Regions from separate parts of the Homo sapiens genome. Here region 1 is linked to region 2. The links are chromatin loops, found by intact Hi-C in ENCODE. Cell type or tissue: heart left ventricle. All regions are shown on one strand. Each heading gives the region's core, and the rest is flanking DNA. Links, peaks and the distances in the headings are about the cores only.

Region 1 (16,945 bases), core at 3,719-11,718, 70 kb before region 2:
TAACATATGATCCAGCAATCCTACTGCTAGGTGTATACTCAGAAGAAAGGAAATCAGTATATCAAAGAGATATCTGTACTCCCATGTTCGCTGCAACACTGTTCACAATAGCCTATATTTGGAAACAACATAAGTGTCCATCAAGAGACAAATGGATAAAGAAAATGTGGTGCATATACACAATCAAGTACTATTCAGTCATAAAAAAGAATGATATCCTTCCACTTGCAAAAACATAGGCAGAACTGGAGGGCATTATGTTAAGTCAGGCACAGAATGACAAATTTTGCATGTTCTCACTTATTTGTGGAAGCTAAAAATAAAAACAAACCCATGGAGATAGTAGAAAGATAATTACTAGAGGCTGGGAAAGGTAATGGGGGAATGGGGAGTGGGGATGATTAATGGGTACAAAATCATACTTAGAATGAATAAGGCTTAGTATTTGATAGCACAAAAGAGTGCCTACAGTGAACAATAATGTATTATACATTTTATAATAACTAAAAGTATAATTGGACCATTGTAACACAAAGAAAGGGCAAATAATTGAGGAAATGGATGCTCCACTTACCCTGATGTGATTATTAGGCATGTGTGCCTGTACCGAAATATCTCAAGTACCCCATAAATATATATACCTACTGTGTACCCACAAAAATTAAAAATTAAAAAGAAATTCAATTAGTTTACGTTAGTTACCACACAGTGATGGATGATCCAGAAGAACTCTGAGTTGAAGAGAAAAACTAACGATAAATTTTGAAGTCACTAAGGATAATCCACCTGTGGTTAATCAAGTGGTCACACAGATAAGCCATTTATATTTTACTCCACTTTAAATGTCCCAAACTGCAAGTGGTGACTCTGAGCATCAGCAGTCTGCTCATAGGTATGCTGGGTGGTCTCTACATTGGCATCCTAAATGACTTATTAATACATGTACCATCATTCCTTTTGTGTTTAGAGATGTTTAAAGGGAGAAGGAGGATAAGAGTTAAGATAAAGGAGTTATGAACAAACTCTGCAAGCTATTCTGAGGGCATAGAGTCTTTTACAATATACTTTTCTCTCATTAAAAACAACTTTACTGTATACTATGCCATATACATTCCAAGGATAGCTTGATCACTTATATTACTCAAATACAAATTATTTTTGTTACTAATTATAATAGAATAACTACTTCAAACAGATACAGCCTTCCTCCCAGTCCATTTATTTATATTCTAAAACACAGTATATTTCTTGTTACTTTCCATTCTTTACCTCAGTTGAAGAGGCAGGAAATATCTCATCCTTTGTTCCAGGAGAAAGCACCATTATCACCTATCCTGTAAATCAAAACAACCCCTAAGGTCTAAAGTTTCATTTCCAAAACCACCTCTCACATAGAGTCTATTATTTGGTTGGAGAAAAAAGACGTTAACTGCCATGGCCCTAGGACCTAAGCTTATTTTGTCTGAGCCAAATATTAATAAGACTACAGTTCCTAGCAGAAAAGCATAATAAGCAATCCTCCAGCAGCTATAGTCAGTCCTTTACTAAGGTTATTCCAAAAGATACCATAGGAAGCACAAAACTAGTATTAAGTATAATAGTTCTCTTTCTATGATTTCAAGGAAAAGGGATATATAAATAAACTCTTAAGTAGATTTAAAAATAAAAAAGCTATAAATCTATTCAAAATTTAAATAAGCAACTGGCTAGAGTTAATAATGATCCTGATATCTTCAAAATTAATAGAAATAAAAAGTAATAGAAAATGTTCTAAGAATGAAAAATCTAGAGGCAAGCATACACCTCCCAAGCAAAAAATCTAATGTTAGACATTAAAACCTATGCATGCTCGCTCTCTCTCTCTCTCTCTCTCTCTCTCTCCACCTTCCCAAATGACCTTCAAATAATTTATCCACAGGAATCCAAGTATCAAGGAAAAAACTTTGCACACAAAAATGAATATTCAAATACACACTATGGGAAAGGGAAAAGCATTTCTACTGAAATGGAATATGGCAGCTATTTAAAGCTAATACATTTATGACTAGTATAAACCATTATTGATTGAGATTATTAAAGAGAAACCAAATGCCAAGTTCCAAAATAAAATTTGGAAACATTCCAGAACATTTCTAAAATTGTGTGTCCTGTGGAGCATAAATTTATAATCGAATACTATTTGCCAAGAAACTGACAGAGATTCTAACATTACCGAATTACTTTTATGAAGGATGACTTCTAGAGAAACCATAATAATGCTATACATCTTAAATGCATTTTTTAAACACAGAAAAATAAAGCTTGTTTGCAAACCATATGGCTGATTGAATTAATTCTCAATTCCCTAATGACAATTTGTATCTGTTTTGTCCCCCCAAAAACGGCCATAGACATTTTAACATGAAAAGAAAAGATGTGGCTGTGCCAGTCATACTGCACAGATGGTAAAGCAAATCTTGGTCCTCTAAGCTTCTCCATTATTGTACACTTTTCCCTTCTGCAGCTTTCAGACTATACAGTGTCCCTTGGTTTCATCTTTTCCCTAGTCCCCCCACCAAAATGTATTTGCAGTATGGCTCTAATATCACCATTTTGTTCCTTTGTCAATTTAAGCCATGTGTTGCTACTCTCAATCTCTGCTATATGAACTGCTATTTGTCCTGGTTGAAGTAATTTGAGCATTCAGGGAACAAGTGGGGAAGTAATGAGGCTATGTAAAATGAAATCTTACTATTAGACTGATCATTCTGTTTTCCTATAAAGCCAGCCTTGCTAAAAGGAAAGTAATTCTTACATTTGAAATTGCTTCATGAACTAACTCAACTCCATGCAAAATTAGCAGCTTCTATTCTTACATCAATGTTCCTCCATCTTTTTATCTAGTGACCCCACTCAGTGACTCTGAAGAAGGCAGCTCACAATTTCTATCACCTCCTATGAAAAAGAAGTATGCAGGAATATAAAAGCATGTTTTTTATTAATGTGAAAGAAGGCAGTGATCTGAGGAACCCAGAGAAGGGAACTCTGGGAACGGTGATAAACCACACACACTCACAATGAAGAGATAGCTCTGTTTTCCAGCCCAAGCTCGGGCATTCACTGTGTTACAGAAATCCTAGTTCTCTCTTTGTCATTTATAATTGAGAGGTGGAGGTGCCACAGATGTTTAGTAGCTATGGAGGCAAGGATTAAAAACTTAAACGCCTACAAGAGCTCTGAAGCACACAGAAATAAGTGCAATGAACCAGGCGAATGAAATGGGAGGAGTGGTAGGCATTTGGGAGGTTGCAAGCCACTCCTACAGGTAGCATCTGTGGCTCAGCTACACTGTTGTCATGCAGTGTTGCCAGATCATCACTTGTTTGTTGTTGTTTTTTTTCCCAAGAAACTAGAAATACAGATTTTTATGTAGAACTTGTTAGCAACTTCTGGTAATTCAAACAATTTTTTTAAACACTGGTTGCTTTAAAAAAACAACTCTAGATGAGCCAAACTAAAGTCATCACTTTTCAGGGTGTGTTCCACTGGTCACCACTTTGGTGCATCTATTATGTAGTTATAACCATCTGGCCCAATCCCTGGTGATCTTCTCAATGAGATTTGATCTATGGAACTCAGAGGGGTTGAGTCAAATGATGAATAATTTTATGTGTCAACTTGGTGAATATTTTTTGGATGGGATTCACATTTAAGTCTGCAAATTTGGGGTAAAGCAGATCACCGTCCACAATGTGGGTAGGTCTTATCCAATCAGTAGAAGACCTGAATAGAACAAAAAGACCAGCATCCCCAAGCAAGAGGGAATTCTGGAGAAGACTGATTTCAGACATCAACTGCACCATCAGTTCTCCTGGGTCTCTGCCTGCCAGTCAACACTACAGATTTTGAACTCACCAACATCCATAATCATGAGCCAATTCTTAATAATAAATCTCTTTCTCTCTATATCTGTATATACACATATCATATTAGTTCTGTTTCTCTGGAGAACCCTGACGAATACAAGTGATTTGGCTGAAGTCACATAGCTAGTTTGGGGCACACACACAAAAATTTTCTAATTCCCTTTCTAGAGTATATTTCGGTATACTGTACTAGAACAGTAATCCTGGTAGAGTGAGTGATGATATATCTTGGCAGCTCCCCAAGATGATCCTTATGCATGCCAAAGTTTGAGAATCCTGTAGTAATTAAGAGGCAATACAGATTAGTGCACAAGAGCACAGATTCCGAAACCAAAATGCCTGAATTTAAAGCTCAACTCTACCACTTACTAGATATGTGAGTGGCCTTGGACAAGTTACATAGCTCCTGTGCTTGAGAGTAGAGTACATTTCACAGCTCACATTATCTCTGTGGTGTGAGGATTGAATGAGGTAAGGGTGTAAATATTCATACATAGTTGGCATGTAATAAATAGTAGCTATTATTACTAAACTCTCCTGCTATGAGTGTTCTGGCATATTTTCACTATCATGCTAACTTGACATTTATAGTGACCATCAGAGTGTCACATCTTGAAGTGTGCCACTTGAAAGATTTTGAAATACTTTCTAAAGCAAAGATCAATGTGGTTAGATGCCATGTGTTTCATTTAATGCAATTTTAGAATAAGGTGTATAGTTTAGTTTGGAGCAAACTTGTCTAACCCATGGCCTGTGGCTGCATGTGGTCCAGGACAGCTTTGAATGCGGCCCAACACAAATTCGTAAACTTTCTTAAAATATGATGAGTTTTTTTTTGCGATTCTTTTTTTTTAGCTCATAAGCTATGGTTAATATTAGTGTATTTTATGTGTGGTCCAAGACAATTCTTCTTCTAATGTGGACCAGGGAAGCCAAAAGATTAGACACCCCTGCTTTATAACTTGGTGACCTGGTACAAAAGGAAACTAGAAATAATATGGATTCATAGAATATTTAAGTTTTCTTCCTCACCAAAAAAAAAGGCTAATTAACTCATATGTAAACTTTTTATCCCACCAAACCCTTAACCAAAGAGTTGTTATCAGCTAATAAAATGAAACTATACAAATATAAAAGCTACTAGACAAGGGAAGCCACATGAGAGAAAATTGAGATAAGCCAGAAATATGATGGTCTTTTTGATCATTTAGAACCAGAAATAAACTTGGGATCACTTTGCATTTGATTTTGTCAAGATTAAAATTAGTCTATTAATAACGTGGATCTGCTTCAGGACAACTTAAAACATGGAAAATATTTGATAGATCTTGTATGATAAAATTAAATCACTGAGGATAAAAAATAAAAATAATGGAAACCAACAATTATCACAGAATTTAACTTTGGATAGAAGGAATATGCTCAAGAAAATAAGGAAGGGCATGGGCAAAATAAGGCATTTGGCATAAAAAGTAACATTCCTCCATTTAGAGCTTGAAGCAGGATGAGGGGCTCTCTGGGAGGGATTATCCTGGTTGAGCAGAGGCCAATAGGCTCCGAGTCGGGAGGCTGTTCCCTGTAGATGAGATGGTCTGAGAATATGTGAGGGAATCAGCAAACTGGCAACTATATCCAAGACTAGAATGCCAATGGTCACAACTTAACAGCCTAAGGTCAGACTAACATATCTACATGTATCCAATATCATGCAAAATCCACCAACTTTATACTAGTGAGAGGCTTCTAAAACAAAGAAAGAAGCAAGAATAAAGAAGCTACAAAAAAAGAGATTTCACCAGAACTAAAACCCTTCATCCACTGGCCCATTCAACTAGCAATTATAAAGGTCAACCCTCTGCAAGGTACTATCCAAAGGAAAACAAAACAAAAGACATGGCCTCTGCCTCAAAAAGTCATAATCTAGTAGAAGGATACAACATAAAGAACTTACACACAAGAAATAATTATAACACAAAGGAACAATCACAGTGCTTTAAGTGAGTTTCAGTACTCTAGCAGAGTTAAAGAAAGAAAAGATAATTCCTAGTGGAAGTGAGTTGGAAAAAAATGTATGGAATTAAAAGCTTTTAAAAAGGCCTGAATAGTTGGGCTTGACTTGATTATAAGATAGAAGGAGAACAATATCAAAAGAGGTGGCACAAGCAAATGCCTATGAAGGGAAAAACAGAGAATAACCAAGTAAAGAAAGTAGTTGACATGGGTAAAGACTTCATGACAAAAACACCAAAAGCAAGTGCAACAGAAGCCAAAATTGATAAATGGGATATAATTGAACTAAAGAGCTTCTGCATAGCAAAGAAAATTATCATCAGAGTGAACAGGCAACCTACAGAATGGGAGAAAATTTTTGCAATCTACCCATCTGACAAAGGTCTAATATCCAGAATTTACAAGGAACTAAACAAATTTACAAGAAAAAAACAAACGACCTCATCAAAAAGTGGTCAAAGGATATGAACAGACACTTCTCAAAAGAAGACATTTATATGGCCAACAAACATATGAAAAAAAGCTCGACATCACTGATCATCAGAGAAATTCAAAGCAAAACCACAATGATATACCACCTCATGCCAGTCAGAATGGCGATTATTAAAAAGTCAGGAAACAGCAGATGCTGGCAAGGCTGTGGAGAAATAGAAATGCTTTTACGCTGTTGGTAGGAATGTAAATTAGTTCAACCATTGTGGAAGAAAATGTGGCGATTCCTCAAGGATCTAGAACTAGAAATACCATTTGACCCCGTAATCCCATTACTGGGTATATACCCAAAAGATCATAAATCATTGTACTATAAAGACACATGCACATGTATGTTCACTGCAGCACTATTTACAACAGCAAAGACATGGAACCAACCCAAATGCCCATCAATGACTGACTGGATAAAGAAAATGTGGAAAATGTGGTACATATGTTTACTGAAGCACTATTTACAAAGCATAGACTTGTAACCAACCCAAATATTCATCAATGATAAACTGGATAAAGAACATGTGGCACATATACACCATGGAATACTATGCAGCCATAAAAAAGAATGAGTTCATGTCCTTTGCAGGGACATGGATGAAGCTGTAAGCTATCATTCTCAGCAAACTAACACAGGAACAGAAAACCAAACACCACATGTTCTCATTCATAAGTGGGAGCTGAACAATGAGAACAAATGGACACAGGGAGGGGAACATCACACACCGGGGCCTGTCAGAGGATGGGGGGCAAGGGGAGGGAGAGCATTATGACAAATACCTAATGCATGTGAGGCTTAAAACCTAGATGACGGGTTGATAGGTGCAGCAAACCACCATGGCACATGTATACCTATGTAACAAACCTGCACATTCTGCACATGTATCCCAGAACTTAGGGTAAAATTAAAAAATAATAATAAAAAGTTTAAAAAAGGAAAGGAAAAAAAAGAAAATGTGGTACATATATACCGTGGAATACTATGCAGCCATAAAATGGCATGAGATCATGTCCTTTGCCGGCACATGGATGAAGCTGGAAGCCATCATCCTCAGCAAACTAACACAGGAACAGAAAACCAAACACTGCATGTTCTCACTCATAAGTGGGAGTTAAATAATGAGAACACTTGGACACAGAGAGGGGAACAACACACACCAGGGCCTGATGGGGGATGGGGGAGTAAGGGGAGGAAAGATCAATAGGAGCAGCAAACCACCATGGTACACATATACTTATGTAACAAACCTGCATGTTCTGCACATGTATCCCATTTCTTTTTTTTTTTTTAGAAGAAATAAAGAAAAAAATTAGATAAAAAATAAAAATAAAGTAGTTGAATCAACCAGGACACAGAGTTCTGGCTAGAGTTATAGGAACAAGGCTGGACTCACACCAGACTGTCAAGGACCATCACTGCAAAGCTGCAGTGTTTGGGTTTTATTTGGTAGGCACTAGGAAGCCACCAAAGGCTTTTACCTGATCCCATCTGGGTTTGATCTATCTGATGAGTGTCTGCAAAGCTGTATTAAGAAAAGACTGAGAGCCAGGAGAAAAGCTAGGAGACTCCTACAACTATCTAGAAGAGTGGTGGTAACAGATGCTTAAACTAAGGTAAAGCGTATAGGAATGGGAAGGAAAAGACTGATGGAAATGATACCTGTTCCTAAAATGTAGCATATTCTGATAGTAACTGGTATATACACCGCCTAGAAAATGAATACATATCATGCCCTCTGGAATTAGAAACTGTTTCTAATTCCAGGATGATAATTCTCCACATAGCTTCCTCTTAAATTCTTAAAATACTTTTTAAATGTTTCCTCTTGAAGAGACAATTTCCTGTAATACACTTTAGCCTCCAAATTAAAATAAATCAAAATTATCACTGATTGTTAGTTCCTAGATTCTGTCAGAGGTTCTTTCCTAACTGCCATGTAGAGAAAGAACAAAGATGGTTAGAAATAGTGCATATCCCAGAATACCAAAAACAGTCCCTGTCATTAATGAACTTAAGTGTGAAATTCATAGAAGTCAGTAGCTACTATCACTTACAAAGCTAGTCGTTTCTGAATATAATCATACTTCAGCAAAGAAGCGCCTCCAAAACTATTATTCTCAAGTGCACACGCATTACATGATGCCATCGTATTATACTAAATTAGCATATAATTCTTGACACCCACTATGATGCTTGCTCATGAAAGAAACCACAGATGCTGAAAAACCATAGAGATTAAAATCTCTCCTGATCATTTTGAAGGAAACAGGAGGCAAGACATCTGAGAAACTAACCTGAAGCTCTCTGCAGGCCTTCCTGTCTTTAAATTCTATTCCAACACAGTGAACAACATAAAGTGTGGTCAGTTTTCTGCTATTTACAAAATGTTTTGTGATCAAACCTCAGAAAGCAAATCTCCAATTATTTGGCATTTGAGAATTCCAGCTTTTAAGTTGAAATGAAACTTGCATTTCGTTTCACTTCACTCAGTCACCTCATTCTAAGGCCAAGAGAAAAAGAGGATCAAGAGCCTTTAGCTGGTATGGAAAAACATAAGGCATTTCATGCCAGTTTATTGCCCTCCATATTGTCTCTCATGAGCTTTCAGTTCTAAATATCCATGTATCCAAATGATAGGATGTCAGTCCCAGTATTATGTAGTCAGTCACAGTTGAGTCAGAAAATTTTTTAAAAACAAACAGCCATGTACACACAGGGCAAAATTATTTCAGTTCTGTCCCATCATGGAGATGTGTATTGTTGCCAAGGTGTAGACCAGTAAAAATACATGCAGATTTATTCTACTGTGGCATTGGTGACTACTCAGGAAGCTAGCAAAAATAGAGCAATATTTTAGAAAAAAAAAAAACTCTGGAATACACGAAGAACTGTTTAAAACACTTAGAAAAGATAACAAAAACACATAGAAAAAATGTTGATCCTTAGATGTCTGAGATATAATTCAGTTTGGTAGGAGAATATCAATATATTTTTCAATCCAGATGCTTCTAAAATTGAGTAAATGATGAGATGTTCATTACTGATATATTAATATATAAGTAAGAGCATGATTGTGGTCCATTTAGAACCTTCAGACCTGAACTCCAATATGCCTCTAGGAATCAGAATCACAGGTTCTCAATCAATAACTCAACCACCCTAAGGTAACATGCAATAATTCCCAATTACCCTGAGGAATTAACCTCTGAGCAAAATGGCAGACAAGCAACTTGCACTCAGCCTGTGCATCATCATTTAGTGATTCTTGGTTGATATCAAGACTCTTCCACAGCTAGGTTAAGTCATGATCCATGGGGGGCTTCCAGAGGTTTTCTGTTCCCTTGGGATTAACACAGCACCCACTGCCCACACCACAACTAAAGGCAGGTAAGAAGGTAACTCATATAGGCAAGGAGTCCAGTTTGAAGGAAGCAGCACTGGTAAGTGTCTTCTGGGTTTATTAGAATGGTACGGAAAACCAAACTTTGGAAATTATATAGACAAAAGAAGCTTCAGAGTCAGCAAACCCGAGTTACATCTCCGCATTAGTCATATGACCTCAGCCAACCTGATTAACTTCTCTGTATGTTATCTCTAAGGATAACAATACCTACTTCATAACATTGTTCTCAAAATTGAATTCAATGAGATACAGTGTGGAGGCACCAGCTATATCTGGCACAGGGCAGCTCTCTACAAATAGTGCCTATTCTTACAGTGCATGAAGGCATGGTATTAGTCCGTTTTCATGCTGCTGATAAAAACATACCCAAGACTGGGTAACTTATAAAGGAAAATAGGTTTAATGAACTCACAGTTCCACATGGCTGGGGAGGCCTCACAATCATGGCGGAAGGTGAAAGGCATACCTTACATGGCAGCAGGCAAGAGAGAATGAGAGCCAAGTGAAAGGGGAAACCCCTTACAAAACCATCAGATCTCATGAGACTTATTCACTACCACAAGAACAGTATGGGGGAAACCGCCAACATAATTCAGTTATCTCTCACTGGGTCCCTCCCACAACATGTGAGAATTATGGGAACTACAACTCAAGAAGAGATTTGCCAACCATATTAGGCATGATTCATCCACACAAGTGCAATGATGTAGGATCCCCACAAGAAAATAGACTTGAGATAAAATACTGCTTACCAAGAATGGTTATGGACAGGCTCTCCAATAAAAGAATTTCAGCATCAATAAATTTAATGACGTTTACTGCTGGCACCTGGGTGCTGCTTCCACAAAAAAATTTTCCTTCTTGCTATGCACCTTCAATCCACAACTAACTCATCTGGTGAATTAAAAGCCAAGTGCTAACTGAAAAGACCAACAAAATAGGCCATTATTGATGAATTTCACTTCAGCACAGAGCAGGTTATCACATTCTTGAACTAATCACTAGCAGGGTACTAACTTAGGGCTGGGAAGGTTTAAGATAGGACATAAATAAAGTTAAAAGTCTAGAGAATGTCCCTTGACTTCCTGAAAGAGCACTTTCTTGAACACCAGGGAATCCCACAGAGAAGAAAAGAGGCTATCACGGGATAGAAGGATTGTAAAGAAAACTTTCACTGCTAAATTATGTTGCCAATAAATAGTCTTGAGTGTAAACACCCAGGCTGTTCTCATTCAGGTTTGAGAAAGGACTTGTTTGCTCAGTTAGGGGTCACAGTGACAGGATCCTATCAGTCCTGGTAAATTAATCACGAATGCTTATTACAAAGACAGAATGAGTTTCGACAACTGTCCTGCTAATCAAAAGAGACAGATTAGTCTCCAGGTTTCTGGACTGGCCTTGTGAACAATTAAATATTTATCAGAAGACAATAAATCACTCAATCAATCAATGGGATTTCTACCAACACAAGTTCATGTTCCTCAGTCACGTCCCACAAGCAACCAGTTCAGAGTGTTTTAAACCTCAGAATTATTTTGATGACAACAGTCTTCTAGTCTTTAATAAAACGTCCTTCCTATGGACAGTGCCTATGTGTTCGCTGGAATTTCTGTTGTTGTAAAGTGACAGAAATCCAGATTAGATTACTTTAAAGCAAAATTAAAATATATTAGAAGAATGCTAAAATAGCCTGTGTTATTAAGGGATTGAACACTCAAACTACAGGAGGTATGCTTCTCTCCACAGTCTGACCTTCTCACTGCAGACCGGCTTCCTCCTCTGGCAGCAAACCTGGCTGTCAGAAGCTCCTGGGTTTCACCTCTTATAAATTCCACAGCCAAAGGAACTGACTCTTTTCTAATACGCTTGAAAATTTCAGGGGAAGAGCCAGCTTAATTCAGGTACCCAACCTGCACAGTCCACTGTGGCCCTGGTAAGACAGCAAATGGAAGCAGGGAAAGAGCAGGGTCATGTGAAGCACAAGGCAGTATCCACTGGACACTCGAGTCATTCCCAAAGGGAAGAGAGTGCTGTTGCCAGAAGAAAGGCTGGAGGAAGGGCTGCACAGACAATAGCAGACCATTATAGGTACTTACATGCAATTTTATTTCAGAGATAAGTATGGCATGAAAACATGTATGTTTGTTCATTTTGTAATTATACCTCCACCAAACTTAATCATGGACCATAAGTTCTATAGCCATTCCAGTCATGTAACCTATTGTATCCCTGACCTTCTTAGCCCACTAGTTCCATCATTCCCATCTCCAGACTCTTAGCTAGAACACAAACAGCCTCCTAAGTAGCAACTTCTACAGAAGGGAACACAATACAATATTTCACAACCATGCTTCTCCTGTCTAAAGCAGCCCTCAGGCGAGAATTATTTTCCTGCTATTCTAGGTGTCTAATTCTGGCCTCAGATAACCTAAGCAGTTTTTGCAATGCAATTTTATTACTGGAAACAACTTCATTATAGGAGAATATTAGGCAACTGCTCTAGTGAAGTCAAAAGGTTAATATCCACATATAAACCACATTCCTATCTTACAATTCTGCCTACTTAGATTTAGTAAAATCTGAAGTAGCAAAATAGACTCAGTAAAAATATTAAAATATATTTTTTAATTCTATTATATTAGCAATTGTAAATATTTCCTCCAAAAACATGTGTGCTGACTGTGACGTTTTCGTCATGTAGAGTACTTTCAAGGCACTGGTTCTAGGAGTTACAATACGGCTACTAGTGAATCTTCTATTGCTTCTTCCTCTCTTCGGTGACCTTTTAAAGTTACCTGATATACCATATTCCTTTCTGGTTTAAATCTATCTGATCATGCAATATATGGTCTTTGAAAAACAAATGCCCCACCCATGCTTATGCTCAGGAAAACAATTTCCCTGAATATTAGTCATGTCTGATCTCCCTTCCCTGGTTATTAGAGGTCTGGCTGAATTCAGGTGCTGGACGGGGTACGAGAGACCCCCAGCTGTGGAACTGAAGAACTGGTCTCCCACAAAGCTGAGAGGGGCAAGAGAAGGAGAACAAGATCCAAAACAGAGAAAAGTCAAACAAAGGACACTCTACTAGTTGGAAGCAGCCAGTGGAGAGGCCCCTGAGTCAGAAGCACGGGTTTAATGAAACATCCAGCAAAGCTGAAGATGAGCCAAATCACTTTAACAGAGAGAGAACCCTAAATTTTGTCAAGAGAAATTGTCTTTGCTATCCAAAATGTTATAATGCAAATGTGACCTGGATTTGGAGTCTTCTGCCAAAGCTCTGCCCCAAGTTTCTGAGGATTCCCTAGGTACATGCAATGGTGGAGGTGGAGGCAGAACTTGCATTCTCAAAGTCATCTCAACTCCCACTTCCAATAGCCCTCTCTATTCTCCACCATTACACTGGATATGAAGCTCAGACTTTCTTGAGTTCCCCACTCATAAATCCCACGCACACAATGCATCCATTAATATAAGAGACTTTATAAATTATTTAAAGGGAAGCATAAGGGAGTTTACATTTCAGCAAAGTAAACAATTTCCAACTGAACATTGAACATCTCCCTTCTTAAATTAGTTTTCAGCCATCCTACCACTATGTTATTTCCTCAGGTCCCTTCACCCTGAAGTTTCTCTCTCCTCCCCTTTCCCTCTGTTTACCTCCTTAGAAAGAGAACAATGAATTCCCCTTGTTATGTAAGGGTATCAACCTAGCCATTCTCCTCTGCTACCCTGAGTCTAGCTTCTGATTTGTTCTCTGGTTTCCTTTTGTATCCCTAAGTGAATTATCAAGGTATTTTCACAAATAGGGTTTTTTCCTCCTTGAGAAGAACTTGAGTGACAGCTGTTAAGATCATGAGTTTAACTTTTTACCCCATTACACAAGATTGAAGTGGAATCACTTGTCCCTGGATGGGGTTGATAAGGACAAATGAGTGCAGATGTCCATTTCATAACCTTCAGATACAGCATCCTGGACTAGGGAGAGATTCCACCTGCTCATTCACAAATCTGGGCATCTGAATATAGTCTGGGAACAGTTCTCAGCAGCCTCTCTGATCTCCCTAGTTGTAGAATTGATTCTCCTTAACAAATTCTCCAAAAACAAATTCTGACTTCTGGTTTATCAGAAAAGGCACTCATAGACAGATGTTCATCATCTGTGAAATCTCAGATAATCAGGTATGATCCCAACTAGATTATCATACACAGCACCAAGCTGGCTTATGGGAGTTCTTGCCTCTGATCTCTGAACATTCCCCCTGGCAGGCTCTGGCATGCAGAGAAGCAGGAGGACTTTCTGTGAAGGCAGATCCCAAACTTGGGCTGATTTTGCTGAAATCACACAGATTATACTGGCTCATGACAAAGGGCAAACATATGATCAGAGACATGGGACTAGAAACCCACAGGGGTCTTAGATCCTATTTACTGCCCCTTTACCAAGGATAACCCAAGGAACACAACACCGTTTATACCAAAACCCTCTGCCCCTTTTGATTCAGTGGATTCATTCTACAGTTACTTTATGGTAATAATTGAGACATAATCTTTAACCACTGGATATTTGATGTTCCCTATACAATATGATCTGAACCCACATCTTTCATCAAAATGCTAAATGGGATTGATATATAAAAGTGAGTTCATGCATTCATTCATTCAACAACTATACACTGAGTGCCTACCATGTTCCACTATGCTCACAGGTTTAAACCTCTAGAAAGTTCCTACTCTGATTCTATTTACCCCTTTAGAAAGCCAAATATTTGCCATGGGTGGTAGTGAGTGAAAACAAAAAAAAAAAATTAAGCCACACATTACAGGAAAGTTTACATATTTCAAAATGCATATAAAGTCCACATAAAAAATAATCCTATCCCAGCTAGCTATCACAAGCCTGTCAAAGGAGTAAGGCAACTGTCTACCCTCAGTCCCACTCCCTTTCTCTAAAAACAACCTGGTTCTTAACTGTTCCAAAAAGGCATCTTGGAGTTAATAAATCCAAAACAAAATTTTGTCATTTCTCCATAAACCTGTTTCTACTCCAGCGTTCTTAGTTAACAGTGTCACCTTTCACCAGTTAAAAGGTTACCTTGGAGCCATCTTTGAATTCACTCACTCTCTCACTGCTCATATCCTCCCATCCATCAGCAAATCCTTTCTGTTCTACCCCCAAAATCCCATCTACCATCCTGTTTCTCATTTCTCATCATCCCCATCACTATCACATAAAATAAGCCAACATCACTTTTAACCTGGACAATTATGACATTTTCTGACTGTTCTCCTCACTCATTCTTAATCTCTTACAAAATCCATTCTACAACCAGCAGCCAGAAACTACCCCCTAATTATGTCCTCTACTGCTTAAAACTCCCCAATGGTTTTCATGACACTTGAAATAAAATCTTAACTTCCCATGGCTGCAAAGGACCCCTATCCATCATTCTCAGCCTTTGCTGCTTAGTAGAATCATCTCAGGAGTTTTGAAAAATACTTAAGTGCCACCCAGATTAATGAAATCTGAGTCTCTCTCTTGGGGTGGGCTCCAGTATGGTTGGAGGTTTTTGTTAAGTGTGCACTCAGAGCAGAGGATAATCACTCTGCATGGCAGATCTTCAGACTATCTTCCTCTCTGCTTTTATCTGCTGCCACTGTCTCCATTCATTACATTGCAGCCTCAGAGCCTTTTTGCTTTCTTCAAACCACAAACAGCTTCTCTACTTTGCACATTCCCAGCCTACATTCCCCACCACTGCTCATCTTCACATGAATGGTTGCTTCTCGTCATTAAGGTCTCTAACCAAATATCACCTCTTTGCAGAGGCTTTCCAGGATCACCCTCTGCCCAGCTCCAGTGGTTCTCAAAGTGTCTCCAGAGCAGCAGCAGCGGCACCTGAAAATTTGTTTCCCACGCCCCACACCAGGCCCCTACTGAATTAGAAACTCTGGGGACAGGGCCAAACAATCTGTGTTTTAATAAGTCCTGCTAGTAACTCTGATGTACACTAAAGTTTGAGAAGCACTATTTTGCTCATACATAATGTGTATATACATATATATATATATATATATATTTATCTAAGCACCTCTACCCTTTACTCTTTATTACCTGATTTCATCTTTTTCATAGCAGTCATCTGAAATTCTTAATTTTTTAAATTATCTGTCCTCACTCCCCTAAAAGATAAGCTCCATGAAAACGTATGTTCACCCCTATTTGCCCAATGATCAGAATACTATCTGATACACAGTAAGCACTCAATAAATATTTACTGGGTAAATGAACCCATAAGCAAACCCATCTAGTCCCTTCTCCTCCAGAAGCCCTAAGGATTTGCTTTATTTTGTTCTCCTCTAGAGTGGGGGCCCCTGAGGAAGATGTACACAGGGATCTGCAGTAGAAGGTCTCAGAAAGCAATCTCAAAACCCAACCAAACGGCCACACACCAGCCAATTCAGGCTCTTTCAGAAGAGAGGCTTTTTAAATGTTGAACATGCTTGGCTCATATGAATGTGAAGTAATTGCTAGCTGTGACTAATGCACAGCTGGAAGGCCTCATTAAATCACAGGTAATCTGCCAAGGCATTTTTCCAAGGAAAGGAGCCTGCAGGAGCGTTCTACTCAACAGAGTATCTTGAAAGTAGAGAGGAGGCCAGGTACTCAGGGCAAAGGTCAAGACAATCCTGCCCCCAGAGTATATTCTCCCTTGATTCCAGAACTCTGGAAATGTTAGTTATCTGTTCATATATCTTTCTAACTTCCACTAGCACCCTCATTTCCAATAAATAAAAAAAATTGTTTTTAATTTCTTTAAAATATAATGAGGACTTTTGCTTATCTTTGCTTGCCATTTTTCACTTCTTTTTCTGTAAACAGCCTGTTCTTGTAGTTTTCTTTTAGACTGTTTGCCATTTTCCAACTGATTGGTAATTAAACTTACTCTTGTCTATCGTATGTACTGTCATTATTTTTCCCAGTTTCTGTTCCCCTCTCGACTTTGTTTTGGAGACTCCCCTCAGGCAAAAGTTGAAATTTTATTTAGTCAAATATGTCAATCTTCTACTTTAGGGTTTCTGATTTTTCATATAAATAAATAGAAAAGCCTCTTCTACTCCAAATATATAAAACCATTCAAT
Region 2 (16,945 bases), core at 5,823-13,822:
TAGCAACCCAAAATGATAGTAGTATATACTTATATTTTACAACCTGCTTTATAAATATCACAAAAGCAACTACGTCAGGAAAGTAGCGCTCCTTGACTTCATTAAGAATTACATGAATTTCTACATATGGAAATTTGCTTTATATGTATATATATGTAAAATATATAACAAAAAGAAAAATAAAAATGATTGATCTTTTATTTACCTATATTCTTCTCTTAGATGCACACATCTTAATTAATATTTTCCTTTCAAAATGGCTCTAGAATGGCACCTTTTACTTTCTCTGACTCAAGATGGTTTACTGAAGTGAAATGGAGACGAATGGAGGATGGGGAGAGATGTCAGTGGATTCCATTTTGAGGGAGCACTTTTATTCTTGGTAGAGAGTATGCTCTCTCCAAAGTGATAACTTATGACAATTTTATCTGGCACTTGTATCTCTTTTATTAAACATAATTGCTGTGTATTTAATCAAAAGGGAAGTCCACTGGGCCAACACTTTTAAATTACTTCCCCTTTCTGTAAGAAACAAAAACTAAACCTTTTTATCAAGGGAAATAGATAAACAGCTTCCAAGTTCAACAAGCCATGGTGTTGTATGGAAAACAAAGAACTAGAAAGAAAGAGAGTTAAAACACAGTGAAGTTAGCCCAGCTCTGTGGTGCTGCCAGCCATGTGCCATGTCATGAATCCCCTATCCTCACTTGGAAAAGGAGGGACCATGGTTCAGGAGGTGACCCAGGATTATAGCACAAGTCCATCTGACTCCAAAACTTCTCTTTACATTTCACTTACCTGAGAAACAGAATATACATCGTCACTTGGCTGCAGCTTTAAATACACTCATGAATAGGTTTTTGCTTCTTCATAAAAACACTCAGCTCTAGGCAAACACACACAATCCAAGGCTTGCTGATCCTACACCATTCTTAAGACAAGCGGCCACAGTTTAATTCCAATTCTTAACTAATTTACATGCATGCATAAAATAAACATTTACAAAGGATGATAAGGTAGATGTGTAACTATTGCACCCAAAAAAAAATGAGCTAGTTATACTGACAAAGAACTATTAAGAATCCAGCACCCCTTCTCTTCTCCCATGTAATTATAGTTCTTTAAATTTGACTTTCCCCAGAAGTGAGCAGAAAAGAGCTGCCTAGCACTCAGAAGCAATAATCACAAAATTCATCAGTGGCAGGAAACTATGAGGATGTGCACTCAATGTTTATCCAATGCTATTTGCTCCAAATAGAATTACGGTAAGACTGTGACAGGCACTGTAGGCTGGCTCACTCAACACCTATTGTCAACCACCTGTCTCCCTTGCCTGCCTCTACTTTTAAGGTTGACAAAGCTAAATATTCACTTTCCCTGCCTTTTCATAAGGCAGGAACGGGGCATGGACAGGGGATAGACAAGATGACATGTACCAACTCTCTGGCCAATATGACTTAAATAGAAGTCAGCTGGTGGAATTTCTGGGCAGCTTTTTCTTTTCCTGATAAGAGAGACAGATGAGGCTGGCACTACCCCCCACCCCTTACTGCACACACACTCCATCACCCTTCTCCCAGAGCTAGGGCAGCCACCTTGGCAAGTAGGAGGAGACAAGCCTGAGAACGAAAGTCAACATATGCAAAACGGCAGAGCAAAAAGTCAAAGAGCCTGGGTCTCTGAACAGCAGAATCAGCACTAGCAACTGCCTACCTCCAGCTTCTAATTATACAAAAACATTAAATCCCTATTTGTTTAAACCACTCTAAGTCAAGCCTTCTGTTGCTTGAAGCTATTTCTCTAACATTCAAATAAACACTATGGTAAGTAGCCACGTAAAGCCCAGCTACCCTAGAGCATTTAAGCACCTAACTTTCTTTGGGTTTAAATTTGCATGCTGAGATGAAAACACACCGGACTCCAGACCAGGCATTCACTGTGACTTGCTTTTGACCTTAGCCAAATCATTTCACTTCTCTGAGCCTCAGCCTTCTCACATTTGTAAAGTCACATTTGTAATGATGCCTGTGCTGCCTATTTCACATGACTGTTCTGAGGGTCAAATGAAGGACCTCACTTTGAATAAACCCTAACGTGCTATAGGAATGTAAAAGTTGTATACTCCTTGAATGTATTATGCTCCCTGTATATATATTTAGTTGCCACCTATCTCACTCCCAAATCTGACAACAAATATACTATGGCACTGAATTTACTCAAGAACACTACACAAGATACTGGTTTTTTAAGTATTCTTCCCTAAAGGATATTTATGCTTTCTAGCCAACACACAGAATCTACTTTGAAGCAAAAAGGTTCAAATCTAATAAGAGACAGTATATATGTAGTGAAGGCAGACAAAAGAGGTACTCTAAAGTTACAGATATTCCAAATTCTGCTTTATAATTCATCTGTTGGTTATATCTGATTAAGAAATTTGATTAAGGAACAACTATACCAAGAAATAAGCAATGGTGGCTTTGTAACTCAATACAGTTAACTAACTTCAAACCTCTTATTCTGTGAAAGTTCCTCCTACTCAAAAGCGTTTTTCAGGTTTTTTTGTTGTTTTTTGTTTTGTTTTGAGATGGTCTCTTGCCCAGGCTGGAGTGCAGTGGCGCGATCTCAGCTCACTCCAACCTTCCCCTCCCGGGTTCAAGCGATTCTCCTGCCTCAGCCTCCTGAGTAGCTGGGACTACAGGCGCGTGCCACCACACACCCAGCTAATTTTTGTATTTTTAGTAGAGACAGGGTTTCACCATGTTGATCAGGCTGATCTCGAACTCCTGACCTCGTGATCCGCCCACCTCAGCCTCCCAAAGTGCTGGGATTACAGGTGTGAGCCACCATACCTGGTCCAAAAACAATCTTTAAACATTGTTTTAGTTATTAATTACATAAATACTCATTAGATATGTGAAAGGTACAAAGGTACAAAGAAGAACAACAAAACAAACATCTGTCTACCGCCAGCTTCTAATTATACAAAAACATTAAATCCCTATTTGTTTAAACCACTCTAAGTCAAGCCTTCTGTTGCTTGAAGCTATTTCTCTAACATTCAAATAAACACTATGATAAGTAGCCACTTAAAGCCCAGCTACCCTAGAGCATTTAAGCACCTAACTTTCTTTGGGTTTAAATTTGCATGCTGAGATGAAAACACACTGGACTCCAAACCAGGCATTCAATTTAGGATCAGACACTCAGTTTAGGAATCAGACAGTCAGTTAGGATCAGACAGTCAGTTTAGGAAGCACAGCATTACTGTTTCCTTTGGAGTTCTCACGTTCTCCTCCCTAGGCCCTTCCCTTTCTCTCCACCTATTCCCTTACCTGCCACCGCACCCAGCCGCATTTTTCAGTTTTATGAAAACACTTAAGACTTAACTAGAAAATTGGCTCTGAGTTATGTATGTATTGGTTGGCTCTGCATTGAAGCTTTCACATAGTAAATCGTGAGTAAACAGGATGTTATTTGCACAGAGAAAGGGGTCAACGGAAGTAGAACTTTGTTAGGGATATTACCATAACAGATCGCAAAGTGAGCTTCCTGAAGTCTTAAGATCATAAAGCACACTCACGTGTAAAGAATAAAGTGGAAATTCTCATTTAATCAAAAACCCTCCTTTGGCACATCTACTCCTGTGTAGTGCACAGATTAGGGCCCTCAACATCATTTAGGAGCTTGTTAGAAAGGCAGAATCTCAGATCCTAACCCTGAACTATCAAGTAGGAATGTATATTTTCACAAGATTCCAGGTAATTCATAAGCACATTCAAGTTTGGGAAGCACTGAACACTGCCCGGCCAGCACTTAGTTTGATTTATTGTTGATAAAAATAACCAGCAAAACAAAAATGTATTACCTCTGCACAAGAAGCTGGGAAAACATTTCCATAATACTCTCCCTGTCAGATTAGCTTATCTCAAACACAGTTCTAATCATGACATTCAAAACCTTCAATGACTTCACCTATCAAAAAAAAAAAAAAAATCTAAAGCCCTCAGTATGACAGTCAAGCTCCTCCAGTATCTGGCAATAATCCCCTTTCCAATTCCACCTTAGCCCCTTCACACGCCCAATGTCTGTTTCTCAAAGTGTCAAGAGCAGGTCACCTGCAACAACAGGACCACCTGAGGCCCCACCCTTGACCTTCTGAATCATGCTCTCTGGGAGACAGAACTGGGATGGAGCAATCTTAATCACTCTCCCAGGTGATTCTTGGGAAACAACTGCTTATGCTTTAAGACTGTCTCATCCTTGGTCAAATTTCTCAGTGTAACCACACAGAAGGGGTCACTCCATCCTTAGTGTGAACATGGGCCTATATGTGGCTCTGTTGTTGTCCACCTCACACAGTATTGCAATTACATGTTTCCATGCCTGTTTCCTCTTTCAGTACCTAAATGTAGGAGATGCATGCTATGTATCTCTGTATCTCCAACACCTAGCACATCCTTGACAGAGTAGGTGTTCAATAGTTGCTGATTTACTATAGCATTACTTATACTAAGTAAAAAAAAAAAACTTTTGAAGCAACCTAAAACTCTATCCTTTGGAATCTACCTAAATTAATTACAGTACAACCATCCAGTGGAATATGCATTCATTAAAAATGACATTGATTATTTATTGATTGGAAGGATACCCAGGATATATAGATACACATATATATGCGTGCATATATATATGCATATATGTATATATACACATATATATGCGTGCATATATATATGCATATATGTATATATACACATATATAGCAAATATATATATACATATATACATATATATGTGTATATATGTATATATACATACGTATACATATATACGTACATATGCATATATACGTATATGTGTGTGTGTATATATATATATATATATAGCAAAAAAATAAAAAAGCCAATTGCAGCATAAGTCTATAATGATCCTGGAGAATATACACCAAAATGTTAACGGTGGTTATCTCTGGGTGGTAGGTTTATGAATAACATTTATTCTCTTCTTTATTTCTTAATTTGAATTTTGTATAATAAGCATGTATATCTTTTTTACATTTTAAAGCTTTTCCCATTTTAAATGCTTAGGGAATAAATGCTGTTACAGTAAATGATGGCTTCATTTATTCTCCTTCCAAGGACAGGGATTTCCAAAGGTTGGCAGTGATCCAAAGGTTGGTGTTGCTGCTAAGAGGGAGAAGAAGAAAGTAGGAAATGGGTTGTCCTTAGCAACTGGCTCTCACAACTGTTCCTCCTACTGTCTGGGATTCATACGAATATTTAAATAGCCTTAAATATCTTATCTCATAACACTTTTCTAATAAGAACTGTGGCTTCCAGTGGAAATGATATAGCTCAATTTTGACAATACCAATTAGTTTCAGCATAAAGAAACTATCTGTTGTCAATTTTTTCAGTTGTGAAAATCAGCTTCCAAACTCATTTCACCTTCCCTGTTGGCTCTTCTCTCACCTTTCAAAGTGTTCACTGTCCAAGATGAATTTATTAAATACTGTCTTATTCTATTTAGCATGATACCAAAGCTGCGTATGCAAGCTGATGTCAATGACCTTCTCTTACTATCACCAAATTGGGGCACTGCTTCTGCTATAAGAAAGATGAATGGGGAGGTGGAGGGATATCTCTAGTCTTTTTTCTTATACTATATAAGAAACCTACAAGCAACTTTCATTTCAATTAATATTTTACATGAACTCAAGATAGCTTAAAGAAAAATAAATTAAAATTAAAATCACACCAACCACAGGAAGAACATGTCAATTTATTGGTATTTATTTCCTTAATTTTAACATTTAGCCTAAAACACAAACAAAACTAAGATTTGCAAGAAAAAAAAACTGAAATAAATTTGCTAGCCATGCTAGGATTTTATTATAGTTTGGATCAACTTTGAATGCTTTAAATATATATTATGCTTGAATATCAACAGAAAAAATGTGTGTTGGTGTAGCCTAAAAACTTGAACATATTTGCTTCTTGGGTTCTTCTAAAATGTCCTTACTCTATGAAAACCTGAAGTAAATCGGAGAAAAAAGTTTAAAATGTTTGACAGAATATTAAAACTCAGTGTAAGCAGAAGTATAGGAAGAGCTTTTAAAGCCTGTTTTTTTTTGGTTAAAGCAGCTCAAAATCATATCTCCAAAAGAGCAGAGTTTGAGTACAACTTATTTCCCTCTAGGCTAGAAAACCATGGCTGTTCATTTAACAAGTTTAAGGAGTATAGCTAGTGTCATAAACCCCAAACATGTAGCAGAAATGCAACCTATGCATCCAAATGACATAGGACAGTGAAAGGGGCCCTACACTGGGAGACAGGAGACAGAAAATTTCTTCCCTTTTGTTCTGCAATGGCCACATGACTCACTAGTCACTATGCTTCTCGGAATTTCTCACTTCCTCATCTGTAAAAACAAGCCCGGGGCTAGATGATGTCTAGGTTGTTTCCAGATCAAAAATTTTTAAAGCTCTAATTCTACACATTCACTTTACACATATACAAAACTGAAAACATTCTATTTTTATGATCTAAAAAAACTGCAAATAAAAGAACTGCATTTTAGCAAATTTTTCCACTGACATTTTGAAAAAGGAAATAAGATTTAGCCTTATCATTTTAATATAATTAATTTACTTTTCAATACTAGTATCATATAATCCTTTATTACTCATTAGCATTTAATAATCATATCTTTTATTTCTAATTCCAATATTAGAAAGAAATTTGTCTTCCTTAATTATGGAATCAGCAGGAATCATGAGATATGCTAACAGCAGAAAAACATCTGAAATATAAAAATTAGTTTTGTCTTTCAAAAAATAATTGAAGACAGAAATTTCTATTTCCTGAAGTATTGTATTCCAATATGCAAGATAGTTCAGTAATAAAAACTAATATTCACTTAGTCTTATGTATAGAGCACTTTAACATGCATGATGTCACTAAATCTTTATGACTCTATGAGGAAGTATTGTAATTATCCTCACTCTATAGTTGAGGAAACTGAGGTCTCCTGACATTAAGTGATTGTCCAGGATCATAAAGCTAGAAAGCCCCAGCTCCATGACTCAACCTCTGACCTTTTCTCTCAATTTCTTGCTCTCTCTCCATGCTGTTCTGCCAGTTCATAAGCCCTTAATGTTTCTAATGAAGCCCACTTTCACCTAATTTAATGTAGACGGTTGCTCATAAACACCATAACAATTAACTGGGAACAAATATTTGAAACACATATGGCAGAAAGGGTTAATTACCTATCTTTAACATATGAGGAATCTTTACAAATTAAAAAAAAGAAAAGAAAAAGACCAACAATTCAATGAAGTTAGGTGAGAAATACAACCAGAGAGTTTACACACAAAAAAAATTATTGCTAATAGCTTTGAAACACTTGGGGGGAAAATGCTCAATCTCAATTAAATGACCGCTAGTAAAAATAAGATTTTTTCCTTTTTTTTTTTCAGACAGTGTCTCACTGTCGCCCAGGCTAGAGTCCAGTGGCACAATCACAGCTCACTGCAGCTTCAACCTTCCAGGCTCAAACAATCCCCCTACTTCAGCCTCCCAAGTACCTGGGACCAGAGCCACACACCACCGCACTTAATTTTTGGTAGAGACAGGGTCTCACTATGTTGCCCAGGCTGGTCTCGAACTCCTGAGCTCAAGTGATCCTCAGCCTCCCAAAGTGCTGGAATTACAGGCATGAGCAACTGAGCCAGGCCTTTTCCCTATCTTATTAACAAAACTTTTTAAATTGTTCATGTGCTTGTACATAGAGTATGAAATAATAGACACTGGAGACTCGGAATGGTGGGAGGGAATGAGGCATGAGAAATTACTTAATGGGTACAAAGTATGGGTGATGGCTACACTAAAAGCCCAGATTTCACGATTACCAATATATTCATGTAACATAACTGTGCTTGTACCTCTGAAATTTATACAAATCAACAATATTTTAAAATAAGATCAAAATTTTTCATATACCGAATTGACCATGGTATAGGAAAAAGTTACTCTCATATACCATCAGTGGGGAGTGCATGTGTTAAAAGTTTTTTGAGGGCGATTTTACAATATTTAGCAGAACTAAACACAGCCTTAAACACAGCAATTCCTCTCCTTGGAATTTGTTATTTATTTTATTTATGTGAGCAAAGAAAAAAATGATCATCTTGTAAAAGATGTTCCTAAGAGCATCAGCTATTACAGCAAAATACTGAAGACAACTCAAATGTCTCCCCTCCCTCAGAATTAACTGAATTTGGGGTACTTCATACAATAAAACACTACACTCCAATGTAAAACAGTATGCTTTTTTTAAAAAGCAGAATATATTGTAGTTTACTCCTCATTTGCCTATGAAAAATATACATGGAGATCACACCCAAAGATCTGAGATGGTATATGCTTAATAAAATATGTCTGGAAAGATACGCAAGAAATTCCCCTTTAGAGAATGGAACTAAGGATGCAGGTCTCTAGGGAATTACATTTAAGTTATTTTAAAATGTAATATTGTTTGAAGTGTTTAATTCTTTGCATGGCTATACTCAACTTGGTTGATGTGAGGAGCCAATTAGATAAAATAATGTATGTTAAAGCAGCTTGCAAACTGAAGAGAATAACAGAATATAAAAACCTAAGGCTTCCTGGATATTGCTTTATCACTAGCATTTCGGGAAGACTTTTGATTGATCCAGCACCTACTGCCCCGAGCTAAACCCAGTAAGCATAATTCCTCAAAAGAAAACTTTATGATGGATTGAAGAATTCTCTATCAAAATGCAAATATCCACCCAAGAGCTAAGACCTTTAAATGGTGCTTTTCAAACTTCATCAAATAGCCCTTAGTGTCAAAGACACTGAGCTTGTTCCCCCAGGGACCTAGAAAGTAGATCGAAAGGCCCTCACATTTTTAATATGTCCATACTCTTTCTGATAATTTTTTTTTCCACAAACCTTCAAATAAACTGACAATCTGATAATTTTTTTTTCCACAAACCTTCAAATAAACTGACAATCCAGGGAGATGCACTAGGTTTATTTTGAGGCCTTGCCCCCAGGAACTGGGATGCACCTATTTGAAGAATTTTACTTTTTTTTTTTTTTTTTTTTTTTTTTTTTTTTTTTTTTTTTGAGACAGAGTCTCATTCTGTTGCCCAGGCTGGAGTGCAATGGTGTGACCTCGGCTCACTGCAACCTCCACCTCCCGGGTTCAAGCAATTCTCCTGCCTCAGCCTCCTGAGTAACTGGGACTACAGGCACGTACCACCACACCCAGCTAATTTTTGTATTTTTAGTAGAGACAAGGTTTCACCATATTGGTCAAGCTGGTCTTGAACTCCTAACCTCAAGTGATCCGCCCGCCTCAGCCTCCCAAAATGCTGGGATTACAGGCGTGAGCCACTGCTCCCAGCTAGGAATTTTACTTTAAAGGATATGTGTTGGCATCTTAGCAGAGGACATTTTAAATATGGGATGAAAGCTATGGAGAAAAAAAGGAAGTTAAAAAGAACTGGAATCAGATACTCTGTGATTTAATCTTCAAATTCACCATTCTTTCAACAAGTTACTGAACTCCTACTATGGCCATAGTCTCTTTCCCTCATGAAGCTATAGTTTTAGTTCTAATGGATACTGTACAAGTGCCCTCTAAAGAGGTTTTTAGCCAATGCATGCATTCCCCACTGATGATGCAGGAGAATATGTCTTCCTCCACACCGTGGTCAATTCAGCACATGGCCAAAATTTTTGTCTATTTAGAGGAGCAGGGTGGAAGCACATGTCAAGCCCTGAATCAAATATAATTAGATAGCGAAACAAAGGATGTCTTGGACATGAAGTTAGAAAGATGGTCAGAGAAGGCCTATCTGAGGGAAAAATGTTTGAGCTGAAACCCAAACTGCGGGAAAGTGTGATGGTTAATTTTTGTGTCAACTTGACGGGACCTTGCATGGGATGTCCAGATTAAACATCGTTTCTGGGTGTGTTTGTGAGGGTTTCCGGATGAGATTAGCATTGGAATCAGTGGACTCGGTAAAACATATTGCCCTCCCCACTGTGGGCATCAGCCAATCCATTTTGAATAGAACAAAACATGGAAGAAAGAGGAATTTGTCCCCCCTTCTCTGTTTCTTGTCTCACCACTTGAGCTGGGAAATCTCATTTCATCTTCCCTTGCCTTCAGACTGGGATTCACACCATCAGTTCCTCTGGCTCTCAGCCTTCGGACTCAGACTGAATTACACCACCAGCTGTCTTGGGTCTCCAGCTTGTAGATGGCACATTGTGGTCTCCATATTTGCATATGCTAATTCTCCATAATAAAATCTCCTTAAAAATATAAAAAACCAATTGATTATCTTTCTATGGAGAACCCTGACTAATTCAGAAAGGGTTAGCCATGCAAAAATGAGAACGAATGTTCCAGAGCAAAAGTCTGAGGTAGTATATACTGGGTACATTCGCGGGACAGGAAGGTAGCCACTGTGGCTGGAGCATGAGAACCTGGGGACAAGGGGTAGATGATGAGTTTACAGAGGCAGGAGCCAAACCACGTCAGGCCTTATAGGCCAAATAAGAAGGTGACATTTATTTTTATTGCAATGGGAAGCTGTTGGAGGGCTTTAAGCAAGGGAACAATACAGTCTCAATTTTTTTTTTTTAGGAAATCATTCTGTTTGCTATGCAGGCAGTGATCTGTGGAAAGCAACACAAGAAGCAGGGAATTAATCAGGAGGTAACTGAAAGAATCCAGATAAGAGATGATGGTGATTTAAATTGTGGATTTAATAGTAGTGATAGAGGGTTCCGATTTCAGGATGTATTTTAGAATTGTGGGATTGCTGCTAATTTGCATATGGGGAATGAAGGGAAAAAAGGATTGGTGAATGAACCTCAAATTTTCAGAGTGAGCTATCTATCTGGTGGATAGTGATAGAATTTGCTAAGGAGAGGGGCCATGAAGAGTTTTGTTGAGAACATCGTGTCTGAGATTCCTGGCTGACAGCCAAAATCACTTTCCACTTCTTCCTTAGTAACCAATCCCCATTTTTATTCCAGCTAAAAGACTACATTTCCCAGCCTCCTTCTGTTGCTACGTGAGGTTATATTGCTAAATTCTAGCCAATAAGAAACAAAATGGAAGTATTGTACAGGACTTCTAGGACAACTAAAAGAGAGAGAACTCAACTGGGAGCTAAACTTTTTGCCCTATGCCCCATCTTTCTTCCAGCTGTCTGGAATGAGGAAGATGGCTTGGAGCTCCAACATCCACTTTGAGGATAGAACTCGTGCTGAGAATGGCAGATTGAAGAGTTTAAATGGAGCCTAAGTTGCTGGTCATTTCAGGAAGCAGATGTACCGGTGCTAGACCGTCTATCTCTGGACTTCTTTTAAGTGGAATAAATTACTGTGTGTTTACAGTTATTTTGAGTCCTGACACAAAGATAGATTGATATATCTATTAAATATCCCAGTTAGGTAGAACCCCCATTTTAAATATGAAAAAATTAGTGTCAGAGAAGTTACTTGCCAAAGTCAAACAACTTAAGATAGAGACAAGATTTGAACTAATAGCAGTCTAACTCCAAAGTTCGTGTTTTGTTCTCATATGATACCATTCTGTACTTAAAACAAAGAGAAGAAAAAAGGCACCAGAGCCAAATGTTCCCAGTAGCAAAATCCTATCTAGGACAAGTTCTGCACATGATACCCAAAATAGTCCTACTCAACTTGATATAAGGAAGAATTATCTCCTATCTAAAAGTGTTACTATTTATATCATGTGAGTATCACTTCCTTTACCCTTTTCTAAAGGCAATACATTTTTTACTGTATTCACCTATCAATTCAGCCCTAGGTTTATTTCCATTGTATTAAAATACTACTTATATGTATAGTTGCTCTTGCAACTAAATATATGCTGAACTTCATTCTGAAGTCCTCTTGTCATACTCCTTTGGCAAGTATAATACATACTCCAACCCTGAGTCAGGACCTTCCCTTACATGACCCATTAATTATGCACCCTGTAGGAAAATAATAAGTTTTCCACAGCTGCCAACACTGATGTATCCAACTAGTACTTTATTGTAACAATCATTTCACAGTTTATTGATGATTATTATCCCACGAGGCAGAGAAACAAATACTTTGTACAGTAAAAACTTCGTGTGTCTATAACTTCTTCCTCAGTCTACCAGGTCTATCTCCCATACAACAGAGAAAATCTGATTAGTAAGGCAAGTCTTATTTTTTATATGGTCAGGCTGACAATAGGTTTAAACTTTAGGTGTTCCTAAGTAATCAAAAGGAAGGATTTTTTCCTTTTACTTTTTCATTTAAATATAATTACATACTGTGAAGTACATAGATCTTAAATGAACAGCTTGATAAAATTTTACAAAATGAGCACAACTGTGTAGCCACCACCCAACTCAAGATATAGAACATCTGCAATGTCTAGAATCCTCTCTCAAGCTCTGTCCCGTCATCACCTACTCCCCCATCAAGTTAACCATTATCCTGACTTCTGATTCCACAGATTGATTTCACCTGTTTTTGAACCTGATGTAAATGGAATAGTGCAACATATAATCTCTCACTTAACATTATGTCTGTAAAATACGTCCATAATGTTGCAGGTAGCCATAGTTTATTATTTTTAACTAGTGCATAGTATTCCACTTATCCATTCTGTTGTTAAAGGATATTTAGATTATTTGAAGTTTTATATTTGCTATACCTTATAAGTATACATATAGTATATATTTGCAGTTTTATATTTACTGTACATAATGCTGCTTTTAACAGTCTTACCAAATACTTTTAGTGCATAAAGGAAAGTTTTTTACTTAGAATTTTTTATTCTTGTTTTTATTTTATTTGTGGTATGCAGACTATGTTGCCTATACATTTGGGAGTAATACATCCAAAGTAAGTATGCATACTTTGGCTAAAATATATTACACATAATTCAGTGCTCAACAAAACTCCCTTGAGTGCTTTAGCATTGTTGGGAAAATAATGAAAAGAAAAGAAAGAAGGAAAAGAGACTATTGTGAAGGATAAAAAATGTTTAGAAAACAGGTAATAGAAAGTATAAAATAAAGAGAAGCATCAAGTGTCAAGTCCTTCCCATAAATTTTTAAATTCCCATTAAATTAGATGAACACAGTTTGGCCTTTAGGTTGTGCTATCTCCTAATGCTAATATATTTCCTCAAGATGCACCCATAGGGTTGCATGCCTTTTTTTGCTTATCTTTGGCATGTACCTTAACTTCTTGGAACATGCTGGGGCTCCCTGGTGATACAGTGATTACATGTAATAGATAAAGTTGCCCTTTAATATTCCACACCAAATTAGGATTCCCAATAACTGGAAGCCTTGGCTCCTCCCCCTCCACTGCCCTGAGGAACTATAGGTTAACAATTTTTAAAATGTTTTAAATATTTATAATTTGGGGTGGGGGGTGAGGTGCCTCATCTCTTACCTTTCCCAACCCACTCTCATTCATTTATTCAAAACCATCATCTTGTTTCCTAATGTATACGAGGTTCTATGTTAGGTGCCTGCCTGAGAGGTGAGAAAACATATAAATACAAAATATTTACAGATTAAATAACAAGTATCTAAGATTTGCTTCCAGATAATAAGGAGAGTAAGAGGATGGGGCAGAATGGGGCAGAATTGGCCATGAGTTGATGGATTGATTGTTGGAGCTGGGTGATGAATGCTTGCAGGTTCATATTACTGATCTGTCTGCTTTTGTGTGTGGTCAAAGTTATCTATAATAAAAAGTTTTTTAAAACACACACCAAAAAGCTGCATAAGAACATACAGACTAATAAAAGCACTAAAACATGCATTCAAACAGCATACTGAAGTTTAAAGGGGCCATAGCAGTTATAAATCCCAATCTTAGCATGATAACTCTGAGGCCTAGAGGTTAAGTGAGTTGCCAAGGTCACATGGGCAGTAGCAGAGGGGATACTAAAAACTAGCTCACACACACACACACACAGAGCACTGTTCCTTCTTCCAGACAGACTGCTCCAATACAGAGCAGTATATGGCAAAAACCATGAAGCTAGTCCAAACTAGATGCCTAAGAATTCAAAAGAAACACCACCTGGGCCTGAAAACCATGGGCTCTTTCACAAACTATGCTCTGCTCACAAAACTAAGAGGGCTGTCCCCCTATAACAGAGATAAAAATCTGATTAGTGAAGCAGGAATTTTACATTAATTTGCAAGATTGTTTGGTTAACCTCTGTTTCTCCCAAAGTCGCACACTTGCCTCGCAAGGTGCTGAAACCGTCACATATTAGCAACAGAAACACTAGCAGCTGATTACCCCTTCACTTGTCAGTTAGATAAGAAAAGTGAGCATATACTACATGCCAAGAACTGTGTTAGGAGTAGGAGATACTACAGAGATGAGCACAGTGCCTGCCCTCAGGGAGCTCACAGGCTGGCAGAGAATTTTTTAACAATTCTGAAGGAGAACCACAGAGTCCCCTAGCAACCTAAATTCCCTACAGCTCTAAATTCACATTGACTAACCTTTAAAAGGTACATTTCTGCACATTTAGACATTTTCAGATGGGCATAATTTTAAAGCAATAAACCAGCATAAGGTATGGTTTTATTCTAACTAGCAAATTGTCAGGCACTAATAAAGGTAAGGCAACTGCCTAAAAGAAGACAAAAACTGTCATGCATTGGTAAATGTTTGCTTTTGACCATGATGACTTTATTCTGAACATCTGTCCAGGTGATTCTTCCCATAATGGAGCTTTATAAAGAACCTTCAGTGAGATTTCATCTCTTTAAAAAACAAAAAACTATAAATATTCCACTTTTCTCCTATACATAATGTTGTTCATTCTAGACTCTAGATGTGCTAGATAAAATCCTAACGAAGCATCTTCTCATTTCTTTTGGAGTAGATTGCCTTTTTCCTTATAGTCCAGGAAAGGAAATTCATTTTTTCTTATGTTTTCCATTGTGTCTTAGAACACCTGAAGACAAGTAAAACAATAAAATTACTTAAAAAGTAAAAAAGCAGTTATCAAAATTAACTCTTTCAGATCATCTCATTTTTACTTTTCACATAAAAATAGATGTCACCTCTGGTCAGCCTAAAAAAATCACAGAAGTAATATAGTCTGTACTCAGAACATTCAAACATATTTCTAAAAATTTCACTGTTGGGGAAATGTAGCAAGTTATAGTGGTTTACCCAAAGTCCTTCGGCTGCCTCTATGAGGAAAAAAATAGAAGAGAAAAAGAGAGAGAGGGAAAAAAAATCTAATTTCATAATCATTAGATCACTGCTCTGCTCATACATAAGCACTGCCAAAAGTGATTTATAATATTAAAAAATGCTATTGATCTGGACATTCATAATTTTATGTAGCTTTTATTTCTAAGGTTGGGCAATAATTCTCTACCTCATTATAAAACATTTATCCATTCCCACATTCAAATCCCCTGAGCTTTTATGCATTCTAATTCATTGCTAGGCTAGCAGTATGTGAAAACAAAATTGTTTCGAAAGAAATATAATCGTTCCAAGTTAGCACACTGGCAAGCTTTTATTTTTCTCTTTTGGACATTAAATACTAATTACCTTCACATTCATGATATTACTAAATACCTTGTTTCAGCCACTCTATCTTAATCAAACTGCAGAATTTAGTGGGATTAAAAATGGCTTCCAAAGACCTTAGGCAGAAAGATAAAGGCTAGCCCTCCAACAAGTTGAATATGAGTTTTGGCAAGGAGATTTATCCATAACCAGAAAGGGTTGTTTGGAACAATTGGAAAGGAAGACTATCTGAATTTGCACAGCCCTTTATCCTGACCAAAATAATTGAACATTTAAAATTAGAAATTTACAGCCTCACAAATTAAAGAGACAACCCAAATCTATTAAATTTTCCTCAGGGTTTTGTCCAAAGCATAAAGAAATCATAACATCCTAGAAGTCTACATATACCATAATGCCTTTTTAATCAATCAACTCTTTGTCTTAAGGCCAAAAAAAATCCATTTTTTATCATCAAATTCCAGAACCAGCAAGCACAAGTTAGTTACAGCACTACTGTAATTACAGCTTCAGACCAGCTCTGATACACAACAGAAATTGAATGTTTGTAAGGACAGATAAGCATTTTAGGCATTTGTGTTCTCTTTTATTTGCACTCCTTGCCAACTTCAAGCCCAAATTAGAAATTCCAAATCCTTTGAACCTGAAAATTATTAGATTTGATGGTCAGATATCTATGTATTATTAAGTAATAAGGCTCTCTGGGACCAAGAAGATAGCTTTATACAAAACCTGGTTATTAATCAGAAGACTAAGGCAATCTCAAAGGCAGCCTTAAGCCAATCTCAAACTGCCTCCAGCAGTCAAGCAGGTAAATAACTGCTTGGGCTGGGTGTGAGCACATGAAGTCATGGAAGGAACTGCAGAAGGAAGCTGTGCCCCAGCGGGAGGAAGACAACTGCCCCTCAGCTCCAGCCAGTTATTCCCATGTCTTCTGATTTCTCAAGACAATGCAGAAATGCAGATCCATATGTGAAATCTTCCTATTAAAATGTTGGCACAAACATTGTAAAAGCACTGCATGGGCCAAATAAAACATGTCTGTGGGCAGGCTTCAGCCAGCTGGCTGCCAGTTTGAGAGCTCAGGGAAACTATGGAAAAAGAACAGAGTAAAATATTTCCTTGACTCTCCCTCCCCCAACCTGATAATGCACAATCTTGGAGACCACTGTGAGAGCCTAGTCAAACGAGGGTGAAAAAATGGTGTGGAAACTTCAATTTGATCCTAAGGTAGACACTACTTTTCTATTATACTTTGTTCAATGAACTTTGTATACACACACACACATGCACACACACACAGTTT

What was found. A loop is a pair of places that touch in the nucleus more often than their neighbours do. Peaks named below come from ENCODE experiments on the same cell type or tissue, not always from the same donor. Only the 100,000 strongest peaks of a DNase experiment are listed, where the experiment ranks them.
Region 1: a loop joins it to region 2, with 1.9 times the contacts of the local background. A loop is called at or near these places in 9 of 110 quality-filtered maps.

What each region holds. Positions count from the first base shown.
Region 1 is chr2:197,946,175-197,963,119 of GRCh38, reverse strand. All of the region lies in intron 1 of PLCL1 (phospholipase C like 1 (inactive)), which reads right to left. Among named protein-coding and RNA genes, the nearest start is that of PLCL1, 150 kb to the right of the region's middle. In heart left ventricle, for the core only: no CTCF peak of the experiment used is centred there; no DNase peak of the experiment used is centred there; H3K27ac peaks cover 1,369 bases.
Region 2 is chr2:197,878,626-197,895,570 of GRCh38, reverse strand. All of the region lies in intron 1 of PLCL1 (phospholipase C like 1 (inactive)), which reads right to left. Among named protein-coding and RNA genes, the nearest start is that of PLCL1, 83 kb to the right of the region's middle. RefSeq lists a silencer at 1,372-1,666 and enhancers at 1,859-1,918, 1,959-2,008, 6,165-6,214, 6,475-6,564. In heart left ventricle, for the core only: no CTCF peak of the experiment used is centred there; no DNase peak of the experiment used is centred there; H3K27ac peaks cover 2,691 bases.